Regions from separate parts of the Homo sapiens genome. Here region 2 is linked to region 1. Evidence: read pairs that join two places in POLR2A ChIA-PET (ENCODE). Cell type or tissue: PC-3. All regions are shown on one strand. Links, peaks and the distances in the headings refer to the core of each region. The heading gives the core; the rest is flanking DNA.

The links. Peaks named below come from ENCODE experiments on the same cell type or tissue, not always from the same donor. Only the 100,000 strongest peaks of a DNase experiment are listed, where the experiment ranks them.
Region 2: POLR2A ChIA-PET joins it to region 1 with 11 read pairs; 2 of 35 experiments call an interaction of 5 or more read pairs at or near these places.

What each region holds. Positions count from the first base shown.
Region 1 is chr4:121,757,280-121,765,041 of GRCh38, forward strand. SMIM43 (small integral membrane protein 43) reads right to left here. Exons shown (of 6, transcript NM_001384332.1): 1 at 7,538-7,762; 2 at 6,485-6,593; 3 at 5,448-5,519; 4 at 4,551-4,613; 5 at 4,259-4,416; 6 at 1,651-3,195. The coding sequence ends at 7,635. It overlaps PP12613 (a long non-coding RNA gene), which reads left to right and starts at 7,306. Exons shown (of 1, transcript NR_024365.1): 1 at 7,306-7,762. RefSeq lists an enhancer at 3,730-3,899. In PC-3, for the core only: no CTCF peak of the experiment used is centred there; no DNase peak of the experiment used is centred there.
Region 2 is chr4:121,865,986-121,872,814 of GRCh38, forward strand. BBS7 (Bardet-Biedl syndrome 7) reads right to left here and starts at 4,489. Exons shown (of 19, transcript NM_176824.3): 1 at 4,293-4,489; 2 at 1,996-2,061. The coding sequence starts at 4,328. BBS7-DT (BBS7 divergent transcript) reads left to right here and starts at 4,666. Exons shown (of 1, transcript NR_186650.1): 1 at 4,666-6,829. RefSeq lists an enhancer at 4,190-4,419. In PC-3, for the core only: no CTCF peak of the experiment used is centred there; a DNase peak (open chromatin) is centred at 4,576; H3K4me3 peaks cover 1,932 bases; H3K27ac peaks cover 378 bases.

The sequences.
Region 1 (7,762 bases), core at 1,059-6,058:
GCCTGGGCAACAAGAGCGAAACTCCATCTCAAAAACAAAACAAAAAAAAAACGGGACAACTATATGTGTAGAATGTAAGTAAGCTCCATGATAGGGAAGGTATCTTTGCTTTATTATTGTTCACTAATACAGCCTAAATAACCAGAATTGTGTCTGGCACCTGCTAGATCCTCAATAAGTATCTGTTGAATAAATGAATAGAGAATAATGGTTAAATTTCTTAAAGGAAAGTAAAAACAATGTGCATATGGTTTGCTTATCATGAAACATGAGGGCATTCCTCTTGACCAAGAGCTACCCCAGATGTAGACTCTGATTTTCCATGGAGCTGGGAGCAGGAATAAAGGAAGCATGGTGTTGGGTGGGGTTTTTTTAAATGAATCTGAACCATTTTCAACAAAATTACTCAAGCCTCTTAGTGTGTAGACTCAGAGTGGGCGATTATAAAAGTTCAAATGCATAATATTTTATGGTGAATACCAAGACTTACAATAAAACTTACAGTAATCAAGACACTGTGGGAATGACATAAGGATGGCCCTATGGAACAGAACAGAGAAACCAGAAAGACATCCACACTTACATGGTTATTTGATTTTTGACAAAGATGCCAAAGTAATCCAATGGGTAAAGTCTCTTCAACAAATAAAAAAACAAAAACAGAAACATTGTTTATATATAGGAGGAAAAAGAACCTCAATCTTCACCTCATACCATACACAAAAATTATTATTATTTTTTTTGAGATGGAGTCTCACTTTGTTGCCCAGACTGAAGTGCAGTGGCATGATCTTGGCTCACTGTAGCCTCAACTTCTTGGGTTCAAGTGATTCTCGCACCTCAGCCTCCCAAGTAGCTGGGATTACAGGCACCCACCACCATACCTGGCTAATTTTTGTCTTTTTAGTAGAGACAGGGTTTCACCATGTTGGCCAGGCTGGTCTTGAACTCCTGACCTCAGGTGATCCACCCGCTTCAGCCTCCCAAAATGCTGGGATTACAGGCGTGAGCCACAGTGCCTGGCCAAAAATTAATTTAGTATGGAAAATAGACCTAGTAAAAGTTAAAACTATAAAGTTTCTAGCTTAGAAGAAAACACAGGAGAATATTTTTGGTGACAGGGTATAGGCAAAAGTCTCTTAGGACAGAGAAAGCAATCAACATAAAAGAAAAACTAGATAAATTAAACTTTAAAATTTAAAATACATCTTTTGAAGACACTGTTAAGAAAATGAATAGGCTAGCCACAAAGTGGGAGAACATATTTGCAAAGCATATATATTTGATAAAGGACTAGTGTCCAGAAGATATCAAGAATTCCTATAACTCAATAACAAAAGACAAACAACCCAAAACAGGGCACTTGTAGAGAAATAAGGTCCAAGTGATGCTTAGTGTGATGAAACAACCAGATACATGAGAAAAGAATTAATCCAGTAATACTATACAACCCTCATACTTTATCCAAACTCTGAATATAATGGAAGAATCATTTAATATTTCAAGAAGATAACATTAATTGGCATATAAATTTGCCCATTAAAAAGTAAATTTAACATAAAACTAAATATTTCTATCTATGAATCTCATTCTAAATGACCGTTAACAAAGTTTGGTAATAATAACTCACCAATAAAAAGCCACATTAAAAACTGTGTTACGTATAGTTTATTTTTATTTCATAGCCTTTTAAAAAATATAAGCCACCTAATATTTTGAAAAACATACACAGAATAATCATTTAGCTGCCACAATATTACAAAAATAAAATGACACAGAATAAATTGCACAAGAGAACAAAATAATCTCTGCTGAGTCACTCTGACTAGGAACACATAATAGTCACTAGGAAGGTGAAGTGGAGCAGTACTGCCATTTCTTCATGATCAATTATCACTAAAATCAGTCACAGGAACTATTCCCAGGAGGTCATCCATTCACTATACAGGAATATGTGCAATATATAGATGTCAAGTTAACATCTTGAATTTAATTCCAAATACCATTCTTTCTTTTCCTCTGGGAGACAAATTCAATGGCAAGCTAGAATAGTGAAGACCAGGGGATACCAAGCCCATGACTGACCCACACCTCTCCCAGCTGGTTCTACAACACAAGAAAGAGAATAAAGTATACCGTGCTATCTAACACAATAGCTAGTAGCCCCATTTGGCTATCTGAATTTAAATTAATTACAATTAAACAAAATTTAAATTTTCCTTCCTCAGTCACACTAGCCACATTTCAAGTGTTCACTAGCCACATGTGCCTATATGGTTACCATATTGGACACTGCAGATATAGAACATTTCTGTCATCACAGAAAGTTCTTTTAGACAGCCCTAGATGTGGGAAGTGTTTCTTCTTTGCTTAGCTAGGATGTAGGCTGCTTATAGAAGCAGCTTTGAGAGGCAATTCTTCTCCCAGGATATTCCTAGACTGGTGGTGGAGTCACAGAAAGGAGTAAGGTAGCCTTTCTTTGCGTAGATTCCCCTCCTCCATGCATGAAAGCGATGGTCTTTCTATAGGAATCAAATACACAAACCCAGACTCCACCAAAATATAACTGACAGGAAAATTAGAGAGGAGAGAAATGATACAGATGAGGGAGCAGCGTAATAGAACATTCTTTATCCTACACCAACCCTCCACAAAGAGGTTACGGCCACCAAGGAAGTGCACAGGTACCCAGGGCCCTCTAGAAAATCCTGATGTGGGACAAGGATATTGACTGAGAGAGGTCAGCCCTGTCAAGAGTTTTGTGAGAACACCTGACATGCCTTCACTCTGCTCACTCTGTCAGAGGGGAGCAGTGCTGCTTGGAGCTTTGACAGTTGTGAAGGAACTAGAGTTTTGATCTTTTTGAACTTTATGCTCCTCTGCAACTGTATTCTGTAGCCAGGGCATAAAATGTTAGTTGTCCTCCCAAGATCCACCATCATCTTCTTCTTCATCAAGAGAAACTGGATTTTTGTCAAAGGCAGTTATATATCCAGCTACAAAAACTACATTTCTCAGACAATCTTGCAGATAGCAGTAGCCAATGACACAGTTCTGGCCAATGAGATGAAGGCAAAAGTTATTGGGCTGCTGAGGAAGCTCTTTAAAAGGAAGTGGATTTGAACTGGCATGCCCCGTTTTCTCTGTGGGCTTCCTCCTTCTTCTTGTGGGGTGCTGCGGGGACCATCTTGGAACCTGGAGGAAAAAGCCAAGGGAACCTCAGCAGCCACCTTAATTAAGCCTGACACCCGTGAGCTGCTGAACCAGCACCAGCAGCTGCCTGCCTCTAACCTCCTTGTTCTGTGAGAAAAGAACAAACCCTCTAATTTATTTAAGCCGCTCTTCAGTCCAGAACTTCCTATTCCATTACCAAGATAAAAATTCATCTTGATTCCCAATAGGAAAGTGTGATTTTTCATCTGAAAGGAAAAGACATCTTGCTTGAAGAATCTGTACCTATTCAATAAATTCAAGTAACTTCAGAGTCATACTAATAAAACAAAAGTCGCAGATAATGGTTTTAGCTCAAACCCACCCATGTCCTTCAGGATCTGTCTATACAGACCAAGAATGGCAGAAATGTTTGGGCTTATTATATAAAAAGCTACTATTAAGGAAAAAAACAAGGTTTTTTTAACCTTAATCCATCAGAAAGCTTTTTCTGCATGCTTATTAAGTTCTGATTACTGGGTCTGAACGCCCTTCTGATAATCCACCTTCCGGTATGGGAAGATGCTCATGACTCAGATACTTAATCAGATCATTATTAACCCATAACATTATTTATTTTGTGTAGACAAAATAAAAAGTGGAGGACTGAGAAATTTATTTCACTGATTCAAACAAAAAAAAAAAACTACATCAAAGATTTACAACTCAATTCTTAACCTTCTCTTGTATGTGACACAGACATCTGACAGTGACATTCTAATGATCCTAGAGTTTTAATTGTGGATTTAGCTTAAATATGCACGAATATCTCAGAGTAGCTGTAAAAATTAAAAACAAAGTACAGCACTGTGTAGATACCTTATGCATTACATTAGTATCTTTAGTGTTCTAACAGTCTCTAGATTAGTAAGTGTGACTTAGAAAACAACAAACATTTCCCACTATTCTAAATGGTTTAACCATTTACAAACTTTAAAATTTTGGTCATTTAAAATTTAACTCTATTGCACTGATTTTGAAACTATAGACAAAATTGGAAATATAGAATGTCAAACTAAAAATAGAGTATTTCATATTTTTTACTCACCTAGTTCCAAGTTTCCACCCCTGCAAGCGAACCAAAAACAAATCCTGGCACCTTGCCATTCCCAGAAAAGCCAGTGCATGGCACACTCTGGGTAAATTTTCTCTCTTATTCTGTAGAATCGCACCAGATGGCATCAGTTCTGCATCTACAGCTGTGCCCTAAAATTGAAGTTCAGACATAGGAATCTACTTTATTAGACATTTTAGATTTTGCAGGTGTGAGTGTGATGTCATTCTCATTCAACTTAAAATGGTTATCTTGCCAAGTAGAACTGCAGATCCATTGCACTTACAAGTTTGGAAATTAGTGCAACAGCCAAGATTGTCCTGATAAGATCTGAAGCCATTTTGAACACCTGAAATTTAGAAACAATGATGAAATAATAACATTTGAAATAAAATACAAATATTACATAATAGAATTATGGCTCATTTCCTTATAATGTAAGAAATTCAAGTCACCTTCTAACATTGCTGAAGAATCACTAAAAACCTTTTTATTGAAAATAAAACACAGGAATCTTCTATAATCAAGTTACATTTATATAATAAGCAGTTATGTTAAATGTTCTTGACTTTTCAAGTGCTTTAATGTCTAGCTCATATATATACAGTCTTTAAAAATAGATTTGGCACATAGTGATTGTCAGAACAGGGGATCGTCAGGGGATGGAGTAGCCAACATGTAGAAGCCTGCAACCTAGACCATTGTGGGTGTCAGAGTATTTGATCTAAGCCAAAAATGCATAAAGGTGGCCAAAATTGTGAGTTTGAAAGTAGTTCTAATTTGAGAGATCAGTCTATGTCAGGTCTTGGAAAAATGATGATTGAATAAATAAATAAACAGCAAAAGACAGCTCATCTACAGCTGTCAAAGTTTCAAAAGCAGAGTCTCTAACAAAGCAAGTGCAGGGCAGGAGATCAACAGCAGCAAGATCTAAGAGCAAATGTGAGTTACCTTAATTCCCAGAGCTTAGAGTCAAGTTCCAAGCAGAGGTTGAGTAATAGGAATAAATATTCATTGTGGCCTGGATAAATGGGAACTTGGTCATTAATGAATTTGATTACAAGGAGTTAATAAAATGGCCCTGGATACAAGATAGAAAGGCACCCCTGCTTTCTTAGGAACCTGAGTCAGTAGAACCAGCTGAGAGATTGGATTAATACTGAGATGGTAATAAACTACTCACCCTGACTTTTCAATAGTCTCTTGTTTAGGAAGAATGATGGGCAGGTTAAATTCATGGATACCAGTGGTGCTGCTAGGAAGATTAAAGGATTGTAAACTCAAGAAGGCAAGCATGTGGTTAAAATAATTTCCATTCTGGTTATTCTAAAGTGTGAAATGATTGTTTTCAATCCTTACAAACAACTATAATTGCTAATTAATTACTCCCACACTCATCTTCAATGTCCATATTAACCATACAACCTTTTAACTAAATGCCACTGCAGAGATATCAACCAATTAGAGAACTATTGTTCAAAGCACAATACAGAATCACTGCAGTTGATTCAGGGAGTTCAAACTGGGAATTCAAATCAAGTCTTACCATAACTCTGATAAAGAGGTGAGGATTTGCTCATACCATAATAATTAAAGTAAACCTCTTACTTCATTAAGAACAGGCCTATTTGGGGAGAGTGAAATAGAAAGTGGGAAATTATCTAATGTCTTGGGCCAAAATTATTCACCTGAGACTATTTTTCCTTTGAAGCATTAAAATAATTGTCTTACACTTCACTTTTATATTATCAACTTAGGCAAACTTTAGTATTTCATTGTTTTTAGCCTCTCTATATGGTCTTTGTGTCTAAAATTAGTATTTTCAATACTATAGTTATGACTTAGCTTATCCCACACTGACATGACTAAACCCAAATCTTCCCTTACTGAAGATTGAGTATATCTGCATCACATATTTCACCCCATGAACCCCCGCACTGTTTTTCAAAAGGGCCGAATGATTATTAAAAGTGCAAACACTCCTGACATCTCATTCAAATTTCCACAATCCTCTACTAAGACACTGATTCTTGCAATGAGTTAGGAGTCAGTTTGGCTTTGTGGATCTGGTAGAAGCTCACCAGATTTGAGTGGGAGAGTGCCCTTTCCTTCCTTGTACCCATTTCCCCCATCCTGAACCAACATGTTTTTAGGCCCTGGATCTTTAGAAGTTTAGTCATAACTAAGGCCAACGTGAAACCATGCGTCATCCCAACTTACCATTTGCAGAAAGCTTCCATCTCCCGTTGTTCCAGCCTTCTTTTTGCAGGCCCAAACTGTCATTGCAGCTGTGGTCCCCTGAGCACCAGTCAAGGGCAGCAGCTCGGCTCTAGAAAGAGAGATGACATAAATCTAGGGAAAAGCTACTGAAGGATGAAGATATTTCCCAAACTAACATTAGCGAGAGGGTACTTAGGGCATACTGGTACTCGAGTTTGCTCCTGCCCGCCCATCTTCTGCAAAAGCTCTAGTAATTTAACCTGAAACCACAGACCCGCCTCTCCGTCCTTTTTCCTGTTTCCCTACACTATGCAAACAGTACCTCTTTTAGCTGGCCCTCCATGCCATCACCCAAAAGGTCACGTACCGGCCAACCCTAAGGCATCTTCCAAATGACTCTCACTGTAACGTTCACCATCCGCTGTCCCAGATTCGAAACCTACCCTGCACGGCAATCCGCAAGCACTAACCGTGGTTGGTGGCTAGAATATGAGTAAGGATCACCGGGAGGAAGGGATTCCTCCCTCCAAATGGACGACTGAATCTTCTCTCCCCCACGCCCCACCCCAGCACCACCAGACGAACCCCATTTACCATCTCTCAAAGCGCAAAAATATTTAAAGCAATATTTAAAATACTTTAAGTGCGCCCCGTTTCCTCCTGCCACCCGTCCCAAAGCCCACACAGTCTTTCTCAAAAATGTGGATATTCAGGTTAACCTGCGATTTTGTTCGAAAGTGGCTAAACTGCATTATCCGAATAATTTACTTTTCCACTCCTTGGGTATAACTAAAATGCAGTTGGACAGAAAAGAGCTTGCAGTTGTCCAAAGTCATTCCGGCTCCAAAGGGCGAATTCTCTTTTCGCCATCTCTCCCAGCCCTGGAACAGCTTAGGGTCCCTCTCGAAGAGCACAGCGCCAGCCCAGACCCCATACACCCACCGTCCCTGGCACCCGAACGCGCTGCGAGCCCCGGGCCTCCCACAGGAGCGGAGACGCGGGTCCCTGCGCCTCACGCCGGAACGGACCCGTCAGAGCCGCCGAGCCCCGCACCTGGAAGCTGGGAGGCCGCGAGGACGGAGAATCGAGGCGGAGACCCAGCCCAGCGCCCGCGCAGCTCGGTGCCCTCCCGCCAGTGCCCGCACTCGGGTCACACCGCTTGCTCTCGGGAGAAGCCCCAAGGCTCGCGGTGCACCGAGAGGCGCCCGGGCTGGAGCGCCCCGGCCGTGTTGGCCACGGAGTTCTTCAGCTGCTTGATGACCACGAAGAGCAGGAGGA
Region 2 (6,829 bases), core at 1,476-6,475, 110 kb after region 1:
TTTTTTCATGTTTTTTTGGTCATTTGTATGTATTCTTCTGAGAAATGTTTAGATCATTTGCCCACTTTTTAATCAGATTGCTTGTTTGTTTGCTATTGGTATGTTTGAGTTCCTTGTATATTCTGGATATTAATTCCTTGTTGGATGAGTAGTTTGCAAATATTTTAAATCCCATTCTATAGATTGTCTTTTCACTCTTGTTGATTGTTTCCTTTCCTGTGTAGAAGCTTTTTGGTTTGATATGATCCCACTTGTTTATTTTTGCTTTTGTTGTTTGTGTTTTTGAGGTCTTATTCATTAACTATTTTCCCAGACCAATGTCCTAAAGCATTAACATTTAGGTCTTTTTTTGTTTTTTGTTTTGTTTTGTTTTGTTTTTTTGAGATGGAGTCTTCCTCTCCTGAGTAGCTGGGATTACAGGTGCCTGCCACAATGACAAGCTAATTTTTTTGTATTTCTAGTAGAGATAGGGTTTCACCATGTTGGCCAGGCTGGTCTTGAACTCCTGACCTCAAGTGATCCACTCGCCTTGGCCTCCCAAACTGCAGGGATTACAAGTGTGAGCCACCACACCTGGCCACATTTAGGTCTCTGATCCATTTTGTGTTCATTTTTATATGGGGTGAGAGGTGGGGGTCTTGGTTTCATCCTTCTGCATATGAATATTCAGTTTTCCCAGCACCATTTATTGAAGAGGCTGTCCTTTCCCCAGGGGCTGTTCTTGGCTCTTTTGTCAAAAATCAGTTGGTTGTAGATATGTGGATTAATTTCTGAGTTCTCTATTCCATTTTATGTTCTCTGTGTCTCTGTGTTTTTATGCCAGTATTATGCTGTTTTGGTTACTACAGCTTTGTAGTATATTTTGAGATCTGGTAGTGTAATGCCCCAGCTTTGTTCCTTTTACTCAGGATTGTTTTGGCTATTTGGGGTCTTTGTGGTTCCATACAAATTTTAAGATTTTTTTTCTCTTCCTGTGAAAAATGACATTGGTATTTCGATAGAGATTGCATTGAATCTGTAGATTGCTTTGGGTTGTATTGTTATTTTAACAAAATTAATTCTTCCAATCCATGAACATGGGATGTTTTTCCATTTGTTGGTATCCTCTTTAATTTCTTTCATCAGTGTTTTATAGTTTTTTTTATAGAGGTCTTTCATTTCCTTGGTTAATTTATTCCTAAGTATTTTATCTTTTATCTATTATAATTGGGATTGTGTTCTTGATTTCTTTTTCAGCTAGTTTGTTGTGTATAGAAACACTACTAATTTCAGTATATTAATTTTGTATCCTGCAACTTTACTGAATTCATTTGTCAGTTCTAAGAGTTTTTTGGTAGAGTCTTTAGGTTTTTCTATATATAGGATCATGTCATCGGCAAACAGAGATAATTTGACTCTCCTTTCCAATCTGGATGCACTTTATTTCTTTTTCTTGTATAATTGCTCTGGCTAGGACTTCTAGTACTATGTGTAATTGTTGATTCATCTTGCTAAAATGTTTATATATCAGGATAAAGTATTTTTTTGCAGCTATTAAAATATTTGGCTAGTCTACTAAGAAACTATAATTGTTTTGTGGAAATCATAGGATCAACATTTCTTTAAACATAATCAATATTGTTAGTTAAGTACAGTTTAACATCAAAATATTTAATGACTTTAAAATATGAGAAAGTTTAAAGAGAACATTTTCTTGATACCTTATTCTGCTTTATATTTCTTTTTTCATATACACATCTGACACACAGAAAAAATGGAGTATGGTTTTTAAGTTTGCCTACACTGTTTACTAATGGTATATAATAATTTTAATGTCCAAGAAAATTATTGTCTATAAATGTCCCTTGGTATTCCAGTTTCTGTTCAAATTAAAAAATTCATTTCCATTTTAACATTAGCATTTTTAAGAGAATAACTTAATAATAAAGAAGGAAATAGGAGCCTCTCCTCTGTCACTGCTAGGGAATAGTGGAGAAATCAGAATCTATACAGTACCTTTTGTGTAGCTCTGTGTCTTGAGGCAGGAATTAGCTTCATAGTCTTCTGAGATGTTACTCCCACCTAAAGAAAAACACCAGATGCCTAGTGAATTTAATTTGAAGTTATTACAGAGATTAAAATAAGTTATAGTGAACCTTTTTGTTAAACTGAAATTAGTGATATAACTATTATCAGTAATTAATTTATTTTCTAATGAGATATGTCATATTAGTCAGAATACATATAGGAAACAACCAAAATAGTAAAATTTATCCTATAAAGTTGTCAAGCCAAAAATAGTTGTGTAAGATGACTGGCAAGATGCTTTACTAAAAAATATCTCTAGAAGCCTTCTTTTCCAACTGCATACAGTTGTTCAGCAAAGTGATTCAAGAACTTTGAAAATAGATTATAGTTATTAAAAATGCAACGGAAGACCACATGCAGTGGCTCATGCCTGTAATCTCAGCACTTTGGGAGGCTGAAGTGGGAGGATCACTTGAGCCCAGGTGTTCAACACCATCTAGGCAACACAGGGAGACTCTGTCTCTACAAAAAATAAAAAATTAGCTAGGCATGGTGGTGCATGCCTGCAGGCCCAACTACTTGGAAGGCTGAGGCAGGAGGATAACTTGAGTCCAGGAATTTGAGGCTGTGGTGAGTCATGATCATGCCACTGTACTCCAGACTGGCTGCGTGACAGAACAAGACCCTGTTTCAAAAAAAAAAAAAAAAAAAAAAAAAAAAAAAAGAAGATTTATGCTAAAATACCAAATATGATAATGGCCATAACATCCAATCTAACAGGTGAAGATTATTTTACAAAAAAATACAGAGGATGAAAGCAGCAGGGAACTGTCACTGCTGGTGTATAGTTAGGAGAAGAGGATGGGACCAATGGGAGAGGAATTGGTGAAAACAACACATCATGATAAAACGTTCATATAGTATAAATGACTTTATTCTGCATTCCAGAAAATTGTATTAAAGTCATCTGCTTAGATTTGTATTTCTGAAACATCAATCTAGCAAGTGATGTGAAGGATGGCTTGGAGGGAGATGAAGCTGGAGTTCAGGAGCCCAATTTGGAGGTTATTTCAATTATTCAAGCAAGAGAAGATGAGAACCCAAATGAGGGTAATAGAGATGGAAGATATGGGACAGATTCAAGAGATATTTGGGAGTTAAAAGCAGTAAGATGTGGTGACCAGTTGGATATGGAAGTACATAGCATAAACCCCTAGAAAATTGACTGGGCAAACATTTGTACCATTAACTAAAATGAGGTGGCCTAAAAATATGATGAGGAATTGGGGTAGAGAGAATTTTAGGTCTGAAAGAAATTCTGAAAGGCAGTGTAGTGTAACAAAAATACACCAGTTCTGGAGTCCGAGACTTTGATTCAAATAGCCACTCCCTAATTTTTAGCTATTAAGCAAATTACTTGCCTTCTCTAACCCCTTAGATCCTCATTTATAATATTGTCTACTTTGCAAATTCTTATGAGGATTAAATATGTTGGTAGGTATGCTAAATTCTTAGAATAAGCTAGATGCACATTAAACTGTTGTCATTGCTTTTTTTCCCCCTTTCGAGACAGTCTCGCTCTGTCGCCCCAGCTGGAGTGCAGTGGCATGATGTCAGCTCACTGCAGCCTCCGCCTCCCGAGTTCAAGCGATTCTCCTGCCTTAACCTCCCGAGTACCTGGGATTACAGGCGCCCGCCACCACACCGGGCTAATTTTTGTACTTTTTGTAGAGAAGAGGTTTAACCATGTAGGCTAGGCTGGTCTCGAACTGCTGACCTTAGGTGATCCGCCCGCCTCGGCCTCCCAAAGTGCTGGGATAACAGGCGTGAGCCACTGCCCCCGGCCCGGTTTTCATTGCTTTTACCATGATCTGCCTGGTGCGGTACAGCTCACAGTAAGAAACAAGTGCCTGGTGCTCCGCAAAAGGGTCCGGGTAGAGATGGAGATTGAGGATTAGAGGCCCTCAGGCAGCCACGGCTAGGGAGGAGGAGAAGGGCCCTGGGGGGAATCCGGGATGAGACAGTGTCACATTTTCAGAGCATCCTCAGGACCCGGCAGAAGCCAGTACCGTGGGGGCTTGTGCCGCTTTTCCCCGGTCCCCTCGGACCGTCACAGACGAAAGGGAGCTGCCCAAAGGCGGGGTGCTGAGAGGTCGGCACCCAGCCCGGCTCCTTCGCCTCCGCACCAGCTCCTGGCGACCGAGACTTTCGTCAGTGGAAGGAAGGAATCCTCTCCGGGTGCTGGGCTTGCCCAGCGCGGCGCCCGCCCTATCCCTTGGGTTTACCTGCAGATAATCCATTCGGTTTAAAATCAGATCCATGATGACTACGCGGAGGGGCTAAGCAGCGCCGGACAAGAACAGGAGGGACAGAGGCTTCGGGCCCGCAGGCCTCCGACCCAGTCAGAAGGCTGCCCGCGCCCCTCAAAAGCCAGCCCCAGCTACCGCGCCTAGGTCCTGGGCTGCACAGGCGGGGCGACAGGGCAGTGGCGTCCTGCGTGACGTCAGTACGCTGCTGCGAGGGGCTCCTGGAAGAAGATGAAGGCCCGCCCCTTTCCCGAAGCACCGCCCACTGACAGCGTGTTCCAATCAGAGGCGGAGAGGAACAAAAGAGGCGAGGTCCGGGAGACCCATACAGGGCGGTTTCCACAGAGACCCCAGACGCAGTCTTGGCTCCACCCTCACCGCGGCCCAGGGCTAATACTGGACTTCTTTCCTTATCGCTGTAGAAAAAACTAGATAAGCCTGCTAGATTCTGACCGATTTCACTCTGACATTGGAAAGGGTCCTACAAAGAATTAGGTTCCACCGTTATAGGTGCTAGCTTACAGCAGCGGTTCTTAGACTTTTGGCCTTAGGACTTATTTACAAGACTCTTAAAAACCGTTGAGGAGCACAAAGACCATTTGCTTTTTGTGGGTTTTCTCTCATTTTTAATGTTTTTTTTATTTCAATAGTTTTGGGTGTACAGGCGGGTTTTGGTTACATGGATGAGCTCTTGAGTGGCGAATTCCGAGATTTTAGTGTACCCGTCACCCACCAGTGTACACTGTACCCAATATGTAGTATTTTATCCCTCACCCCGCTCCCAATCTCCTCCCTACCTGGAGTTCCCAGAATCCATTATATCGCTCTGTATGTCTTTGCATCCTCATAACTGAACATGCAGTATTTGGTTTTCTATTCCTAAGTTACTTCACTTAGAATAATGGCCTCCAGTTCCATCCAAGTTGCTGCCAAAAGATATTATTTCGTTCCTTTTTATGGCTGAGTAGTATTCAATGGTGTATATATACTACATTTTCTTTATCCACTCGTTAGTCAATGGGCACTTAGGTTGGCCCCATATCTTTGCAATTGCGACTTATGCTGCTATAAACATGCGTGTATATGTGTCTTTTTCCTTTGGGTAGATACCCAGTAGTGGGATTGCTGGATTGAATGGTAGCTCCACCTTTATTTATTTATTTAAGGAAACTTTATACTGTTTTCCATAGTGGTGGTATTAATTTACATCCCCCAAGCAGTGCAAAAGTGTTCCCTTTTCACCATATCGACACCAACGTATATTTTCTAAATTTTATTTTTTATGTTTATTTTTTTTTTTTTGAGACAGAGTCTTGCTCTTGTCCCCCAGTCTGGAGTGCAATGGCACTATCTCGGCTCACTGCAACCTCCGGCTCCCGGGTTCAAGTGATTCTCCTGCCTCAGCCTCCCGAGTAGCTGGGATTACAGGTGCCCGCCACCACGCCTGGCTGATTTTTGTATTTTTAGTAGAAACAGGGTTTTGCCATGTTGGCCAGGCTGGTCTCGAACTCCTGACCTCGTGATCCGCCTGCCTCATGGCCATTATTGCAGGAGTAAGGTGGTATCTCACTGTGGTTTTAATTTGCATTTCCCTGGTGATTTAGTGATGTTGAGCATCTTTTCATGTTTGTTGGCTATTTGTATATCTTCTTTTGAAAAATGTCCTTTGCCCACTTTTTGATGGGATTGTTTTTTTCTAGCTGATTTGTTTGAGTTCCTTGTAGATTCTAGGTACAAGTCCTTTATCAGATGCACAGTTTGAAAATATTTTCTTTTACTCTATGGGCTGTTTACTGATTATTTCTTTTGCTGTGCAGAAGCTTTTTAGTTTATTTAGGTCCCATTTATTTATTTTTGTTTTTGTTGCATTTGGCTAATGTCCAAAAGAGTTTTTCCAATGTTATCTTCTAAAATTTTTGTGGTTTCAGGTCTTAGATTTAAGTCTTTGATTCATCTTGAGTTGATTTTTGTATAAGGTGAGAGATGGGAATCCAGTTTCATTCTTCTACCTGTGGCTAAACTAGTTTTCCCAGCACCATTTATTGAATAGGGCGCCCTTTTCCCAATTTATGTTTTTGTATGCTTTGTTGAAGATCAGTTGACTGTAAGTACTTGGCTTTATTTCTGGGTTCTCTATTCTGTTCCATTGGTCTATGTGTCTTTATTTATTTATTTATTTATTTTACCTGTACCATGCTGTTTTGGTAACTTGCCTTGCAGTATAATTTGAAGTGTGGTAACGTGATGCCTCCAGATTTGTTCTTTTTGCTTATTATTGCTTTGGCTATTCAGGCTGTCTTTTGGTTCCATATGAATTTTAGAATTTTTTTTTTAGTTCTGTGAAAAGTAGTAATGATATTTTGATGGGAATTGCACTGAATCTGTAGATTGCTTTGGAAAGTATAAAGACCATTTGTTTATATGAGTTACCTATTGATTTTTACCATATTAGACATTAGAACTGAAAACAATTAGTGTTTTTTAAAAACCTATGACAAATATCTTAATGAAAAAAA